Linked DNA regions of Homo sapiens: region 2 is linked to region 1. A link is an interaction called in ENCODE POLR2A ChIA-PET data of the cell type or tissue named here. Cell type or tissue: MCF 10A. All regions are shown on one strand.

Evidence for each region. ChIA-PET counts read pairs that join two places held together with the same protein. Peaks named below come from ENCODE experiments on the same cell type or tissue, not always from the same donor. Only the 100,000 strongest peaks of a DNase experiment are listed, where the experiment ranks them.
Region 2: POLR2A ChIA-PET joins it to region 1 with 5 read pairs; 3 of 35 experiments call an interaction of 5 or more read pairs at or near these places.

Annotation. Positions count from the first base shown.
Region 1 is chr12:122,677,264-122,681,263 of GRCh38, forward strand. No RefSeq gene overlaps it. Among named protein-coding and RNA genes, the nearest start is that of MIR9902-1, 17 kb to the right of the region's middle. In MCF 10A, no CTCF peak of the experiment used is centred here; a DNase peak (open chromatin) is centred at 1,968.
Region 2 is chr12:122,596,671-122,600,670 of GRCh38, forward strand. KNTC1 (kinetochore associated 1) reads left to right here. Exons shown (of 64, transcript NM_014708.6): 44 at 1,061-1,268. Among named protein-coding and RNA genes, the nearest start is that of KNTC1, 71 kb to the left of the region's middle. In MCF 10A, no CTCF peak of the experiment used is centred here; no DNase peak of the experiment used is centred here.

The sequences.
Region 1 (4,000 bases):
TGTCCTCCTGCCTGGAAGTCCCGCTTTTCCCCCGAGGCCAGCCGTAGAAACTAGAATTCCTCTTTCCCAACGCCAGCCATAAAACCTAAAAATATGATTCTAATTTCCCCTCCATCTTTCTGTATCAAAACTGGCCATTGAAAAATGGCCCACCTTGTTTCACTGTAGCTCATAAGACCCCCATTCCACAGCAGGTCCTGCCCCATACCCTGAAGGAAGGAATGCTGTTCAGAGAGGCCAAGAAGAATCCAGGTGGACAGGCCTTGCCATCTCTTTACACTGATTGCTACTGAGTCCAGCCACGTTAGGTGATTTTTTTTTTAGACGGAGTCTTGCTCTGTTGCCCAGTCTGGAGTGCAGTGGCGTAACCTCTGCTCACTGCAACCTCCACCTCCCGGGTTCAAGAGATTCTGCTGCCTCAGCCTCCTGAGTAGCTGGGATTACAGGTGTGCACCACCATGACCGGCTAATTTTTGTATTTTTGTTAGACACAGAGTTTCACCATGTTGGCCAGGCTGGTCTCGAACTCCTGACCTCAGGTGATCCGCCCACCTCTGCCTCCCAAAGTGCTGGGATTACAGGCGTGAGCCACCACGCCCGACCTAGGTCATACTCTTTTTGTCCAGTTATATTTCTACACAGCTGTCCATAGTTTGTTAAATGTAAGCATAAAAATAGACAATTTCCCCTGTGTCTTTTGGTCTTTGTTCAAAAGGCTTCTCTATCTATACGCTAAATAAATTTATATGCCTTTTTTCCTATTAATTTGCCTTTTGTGAGTTGACTTTTCAGAGGACCTACATTTTGGTGTGGCGAGCAGGGTCACCAAAGCTGCTCTGCTCTTCCGGAAGCCACAGAAAAGGGAACCCAGGAACCAGATCAGCTGGCAAAAAGGTAAGAATTTCTTACCAGTTAGGGTCCCAGCCTCTCTCTCTGTGCAGTATCATTGGGTGAATGGTAAAACTCACTGTTTATCGCTTCTGCAAGGTTTTGATTAATGGGAGTAAAATATTTCTGGGTGGCTAGTCTTGATATCTGGTGTGCCTTTCCCTTCCTTCCTCCCTTGATCCCTCCCTCCCTCCCTCCCTCCCTTCCTTCCTTCCTTCCTTCCTTTTCTTTTTTTATTTTCAGAGTCTTGCTGTGTTGCCCAGGCTGGAGTGCAGTGGCACAATCTCCGCTCTCTGCAACCTCCCCTCCCAGGCTCAAGCAATTCTCATGCCTCAGCCTCCAGGGTAGCTGGGATTACAGGCTCATGCCACCATGCACAGCTAATTTTTTTTTTTTTTTTTGTATTTTTAGTAGAGGCAGGATTTCGCTATGTGGTCCAGGCTGGTCTCAAAACTCCTGGCCTCCAGTGAGCTGCCCACCTTGGCCCCCCAAAGTGTTGGGATTACAGGCGTGAGCCACCGTGCTCAGCCTGGTGTGCCTTTTCTTTTTCTTTTTTTTAGAGTCGAGGTCTCACTCTGTCACCAGGCTGAATTGGTGTGATCACAGCTCACTGCAGCCTCAAAATCCTGAGCTCAAGCAATCCTCCTGCCTCAGCCTCCCAAGTAGCTGGGACTACAGCCGTGTGCCACCGTGCCTGGCTAATTTTATTTTTGTTTCTTTGTAGAGATGAGATCTCCCTGTGTTGCCCAGGCTAGTCTAGATTAGAACTTCTGGGCTCAAGGGATCTTCTTGACTTGGCCTCTGAAAGAGCTGGGATTACAGGTATGAGCCACTGCACCCGGCCCCATGGTTTTTTGCTTGCTTTACTTATCTATTGGTACATAACAAATTAGCTCAAGATGTAATAGCCTAAGCCATCTCTGATGGTTTCTAGGAGTCAGGAATTCAGGTCTCTGCTATACATATCTGGGACCTCAGCTGGAGTCCCAAAGGCTGGGGCTGGGACCATCTGAAGGCACAGTCATGTACAGGTCAGCTGTCAGGATGGCTTCATAATTTGTGGTTTTCAGTGAACAGTGAAACACAGGGTTCTGGTTGAGAAACGATAAAGAATGTATTGGGGGTAGAGATGGAGAGTGATTAGTAATGGAAATGGAATGTAGTGATGTTTGCACAATTCTGTGAATATGCTGCAAACCATTGAATGGTTCACTTGCAATGGGTGAATTTTATAACATATGCGTTATATCTCAATAAAGCTGTTTACAGATTATGAAGAATTTCAAAATGGTGATGGCAGAGTATTTAAAAGGGCCAGGGGCTCTTCTTAGCACACGGCTCTGTGCCTGATACCAGGCCACACGTCTGTGAAGCTTGCCCACTGCTCTCAGCTGAGGGCCTAGTTCAAAGTCTCAACCAGAGCAGCCCCACGGGGTCTCCCCATGAGATCTGGGCTTCCGCCCAGCATGGCGGGCCAAAACAGAGAGAGAGAGACAGAGAAGCCAGTATCTTTTTTTTTGAAACAGGGTCTCACTCTGTCACCCAGGCTGGAGTACAATGGTATGATCATGACTCACTGTAGCCTTGAACTCCTGGGCTCAAGCGATCCTCCCACCTCAGCCTCCTGAGTAGCTGGGACCACAGGCACTCACCACCACGCCCGGCTAATTTTTTAATTTTTACTTTTCATAGAGGCAGGGTCTCCCTGTGTGGGCCAGGCTGGTCTTGAACTTCTGGGCTCAAGTGATCCTCCCACCTTGGCCTCCCAAAGTGCTGGGATTCCAGGCGTGAGCCCCAGTGTCTGGTCCCCTACCCCTTTTATGCCCAGCTTTTAAAGGCACATAACATCACTTCCACCACATTCTACTCATTAAAAGAAAGTCACTAAGTCTGGCCTGCATTCAAGGGGGAAGGAAATCAGACTCTGTCTTTTGAAGAGAGGAGTTTCAAAGAAATTATTGATATATTTGAAACTACCAAATTGGCCTTCATATCTAGGCTAAGTGATGTTTCATGGTCTCCTGCCTAGCACATAGGAGACAAAGCCCCATGTGAATTTTCTTGCCAGGCCCCAACAGAAACCAAGGCTGCATTTACACTGTGGGAACCAACTCTGGAAGAACAAGCAGGCTAAAACCAGTTGGGGAAGGAAGTCTTGTTTCAGGCTTTTTTCCCTCCCCTCTAAATTCCCCTTCTGTATTTTTTTTTTTTTTTTTTTTTTTTTTTGAGACAGAGTCTCGCTCTGTCGCCCAGGCTGGAGTGCAGTGGCACCAATCTCGGCTCACTGCAAGCTCCACCTCCCGGGTTCACGCCATTCTCCTGCTTCAGCCTCCCGAGTAGCTGGGACTACAGGCATCTGCCACCACACCCGGCTAATTTTTTGTATTTTTAGTAGAGACGGGGTTTCACTGTGTTAGCCAGGATGGTCTCGATCTCCTGACCTTGTGATCCGCCTGCCTCGGCCTCCCAAAGTGCTGGGATTACAGGCGTGAGCCACCACACCTGGCCCCACTTCCATAATTTTTCTAATCCTTTTGTGGCATTTCTTCATTTAAAAAAATAAATCATGATTCCAGAGATAGATCTACTGGTGTTTGCTGGGGGCGGGGAAGGGATGAATGGGGAATGAATGATTGCCAGTGGGCACAGCGTTTCTTTTTGGGGTGATGAAAAAGTTCTGAAATTAGATAGTCGTGGTGATTGTACAAGCTTGTGGATATAATAAAAATGAGTGAATAGTATACTTTAAAAGAGTGAATTTGGCTGGGCACAGTGGCTCACACCGGTAATCCCAGCACTTTGGGAGGCTGAGGTGGGAAGATTGCTTAAGCCTAGGAGTTTGAGACCAGACTGGGCAACATAGCGAGACCCTGTCTCAACAAAATTACAAAAATTAGTTGGGCATGGTGGCGTGTGCCTGTAATCCCAGCTACTCAGGAGGCTGTCTCAACAAAATTACAAAAATTAGTCAGGCGTGGTGGCGTGTGCCTGTAATCCCAGCTACTCAGGAGGCTGAGGCAGGAGAATCACTTGAGCCCGGGAGGCAGAGGCTGCAATGAGCCGTGATTGCACCACTGCACTCCAGCCTGGGTGACAGAGCATGACCCTGTTT
Region 2 (4,000 bases), 81 kb before region 1:
ATCTCTACAAAGGTAAAAAAATTCACTGAAGTGTTGTGGCGCATGCTTGTAGTTCCAGCTACTTGAGAGGTTGAGGTGGGAGGATTACTTGAGCCCAGGAGGTTGAGACTGCAGTGAGCCTTGATCATGCCGCTGCACTTTAGCCTGGGGAACAGAATGAGACCCTGTCTCAAAGAAACAAAAAAAAATCCAATTTTTGTTTTGTTGATCCTTGGTATTGTTTTTGTTTCAATTTCATTTATTTCTGCTCTGATCTTTATTCTTTTCTTTTACTAATTTTGTTTGGTTTGCTCTTCCTTTTCTACTTCTTTAAGATGTATTGTTAGGTTGTTTATGAATTTTTTCTACTTTTTTGATGTGTAGGCACTTATAGATATAAACTGTTTTCAGCTTTTAATCATTACAAAGAGTTGCTGCAGAAGACATCCTTACTAACATGTATATTTTTCTTCTTAGGTGAAATTTGTAAATGTTGCATTTTTATACTAAAGAGCATAAATATTTTCAATTTTATTACAGATTTCTCTCCAATATTCTAACAGTTTACACACCCACCAGGAATAATACCTGATTTTTTTTTTTTTTTTTTTTTTTTTGAGATGGAGCCTTGCTCTGTTGCCCAAACTGGAGTGCAGTGGTGCGATCTTGGCTCACCGCAACCTCCACCTCCCGGGTTCAAGCAATTCTCCTGCCTCAGCTTCCCGAGTAGCTGGGACTACAGCCATGCGCCACCATGCCTGGCTAATTTTTGTATTTTTAGTAGAGATGGGGTTTCACTATGTTGGCCAGGCTGGTCTCAAACTCCTGACCTCGTGATCTGTTCACCTTGGCCTCCCAAAGTGCTGGGATTACAGGTGTGAGCCACTGCACCCGGCCTAATATCTGATTTTTAAAAGGCAATAATTAGCTTTGATGACAGGTAGTTTGTCTGATTTTGAGACTGGACAATGACAAGGTTAAATTTCAACAATGGAAGCATGTACCCAAGTGTTTTGTCAGATACTTTGCATGGAAATGCCTGCAGTTTGGGAGACTGGTGTGTATTGAATGCTTCTTTTAGCACATTTCAGTTGGACTGCGATGCAGTTCTTCAGCTCTTCATTGAAACGCTGCTCCACAACACAAATGCCGGCCAAGGCCAGGGAGATGCAAGCATGGACTCTGCAAAGCGGCGGCATCCCAAACTCCTGGCCAAAGCCCTTGAGATGGTTCCTTTACTGACGAGCACAAAAGATTTGGTCATCAGTCTTAGTGGAATACTACATAAGGTAGACACACAGTGAAATGAATCGGGTCATCTCAGCCATCCCTCCCACCCTTAATAATTAGATACATTAGTAACAAATTGGATGTATAAGTCTATATTTTTATCAACTTTTAATTTGAAATATTCTCTTGATTTCTATATTTTTAACACAGTTAAATACAATTTTCCCATTTTTCAAAATAGAAATAGCTTTTCTTCCCCAGATTTTTGAAAACCTTACACATTCTTTGAATTTATATGAGCTAGAGAGAAATGTATAAATCAAAACAAGCAATTTCCCTATAACTCCACTCCCTAGAGATGAAGATGTTAATAGTGTGGTGTAGTAACTATCTTAAACTAAATATACTCTTCTGTGACCCTCTTTTTTCACTTAACATATGGTCATTATATGTCATTACATACACATCTATCTCAAAAGAAACAATTTCTTTTTCATCTTTTTCATGGTCCTGCCGGAAATGTCTTTTTTCTTTTTCTTTTCTTTTTTTTTTTTTTTTTGAGACAAGGTCTTGCTCTGTTGCCCAGGCTGGAGTGCAGTGGTATGAATGTGACTCACTACAGCCTCTATGTCCTGGGCTCAAGTGATACTCCAGCCTCAGCCTCCCGAATAGCTGGAATTACAGGTGTGCACCATCATGCCTGGCTCATTTTTGTATTTTTAGTAGAGATGGAATTTCACCGTGTTGTCCAGGCTGGTTTCAAACTCCTGGCCTCAAGTGATCCTCCCACCTTGGCCTCCCAAAGTGCTAGGAATACAGAGGTGAGCCACGAGGCCCAGTGAACCGTCATTTTTGACAGATGCATAACTATTATTCCATTATATGGATAAAACATGCCGTATTTAACCAGGCTTTTATGGTTAGACATTTAAACTTTTTTTTTTTTATTTGAGATAGGGTCTCACTGTCACCCAGGCTGGAGTGCAGTGGTGTGAACATGGCTCATGGCAGCCTTGACCTCCTGGGCTCAAGTGATCCTTCTACCTCAGCCTCCCAGATAGCTGGAACTGTAGGTGCATGCTGCCATACCCCAGTAATTTTTTTAATTTTTAAAATTTTTTAAATTAAAAAAAAAATTTTTTTGTGCAGATGAATCTCACTGTGTTGTCTGGGTATGGCTGGGTAAATTTTATTATCATAAATTGTTATAATTAATATCTTCATACATATTTTTATACTTTTGTCTGATTTGTTTTTTAGTTTTTTTTAAGAGAAGGGGGTCTCACTATATTGCCCAGGTTGGCCTCTAACTCCTGGGCTCAAGTGATCGTCCTGTTCAGCCTCCTGAGTAGCTGGAACTACAGGGACTACACCTGGCTTCTGCTCAGTATTTGTTTAGGAGATCTTCTGATCTTCTGAGAATTGGAATGTTTGGTCAGGGGGTAGTTTAATGGAGAAATGAAGGTGAATGGCAGGGAAAAAAATTTTTTTTTTTTCTGAGATGGAGTTTTGCTCTTGTTGTCCAGGCTGGAGTCTAATGGCGCAGTCTCGGCTCGCTGTAGCCTCTGCCTCCTGGGTTCTCCTGCCTCAACCTTCCAACTAGCTGGGATTACAGGCATGCGCCACCACGTCCAGCTAATTTTTTATATTTAGCAGCAATAGGGTTTCATCATGTTGGTCAGGCTGGTCATGAACTCCTGACCTCAGGTGATCTACCTGCCTCAGCCTCCCAAAGTGCTGGAATTACAGGCATGAGCCACTGTGCCCAGCCTGGAAATAAAATTTTAAGCCTGAAATAAATATTTCAGTTTTATATTTTGCTTGCAATTCAGCCAAAAATTACATAGATTGCTCAAAATTTCTAGGTAACAATATTTCATCTTCCCACTTTGTTCAATGTTGTTTTTCACGCGACTTTTGTTGGCATTTAAAAAATAGGCCAGCCTGGGGAACATAGTAAGAATTTGTCACTACAAAAAATTTTTTTAATTAGTTAGGCCTAGTAGTACGTGCCTGCAGTCCCAGCTATTTGGGAAGCTGAAGAGGGGAGGATTGCTTGAGCCCAGGAGGTCAAGGCTGCAGTGAGTTGTGATTGCACCACTGCACTCCAGCCTGGGTGACAGAGCGAGACTCTGTGTCAAAAATAAAAAGGAAAAAAGTAATGGTGTGTGGGTAGAAAGAAAGAACAAAGAGAAGACTTCCTTTTTTTGTTTTTGTTTTTGTTGTTGTTGTTGTTTTGAGATGAAATCTCACCCTGTTGTCCAGGCTGGAGTGTAATGGCACGATCTTGGCTCACTGCAACCTCCGCCTCCTGGGTTCAAGCGATTCTCCTGCCTCTGCCTCCTGAGTAGTTGGGACTACAGGCACGCACTACCATGCCGGCTAATTTTTGTATTTTTAATAGAGACAAGATTTCGCCATGTTGGCCAGGCTGGTCTCAAATGCCTGACCTCAGGTGATCCACCTGCCTTAGCCTCCCAAAGTGTTGGGATTACAGGCATGAGCCACTGTACCCAGCCTGACTTCCTTTCTTTTTGTGTTAATATGTATATATGCCACACAATTAATTCTTGCACTATAGTATATAGTTAGAGCTAAAACAGAATCCTTTGAGAAACTTGCTTGGAGGCCCACAGTTTTACTCATGTCATTTCTAAGAAAAGGATCAGTTTCTTTCTGTTCCAATTTTCCCATCGTAAATGAAAGAAAGGGAACTTTAATTTCAAAATCTTATAAAATTTTGACCATACCCCTACCCTTTCTATGCTTTTAGTATCTTAAGAGCTTCCTT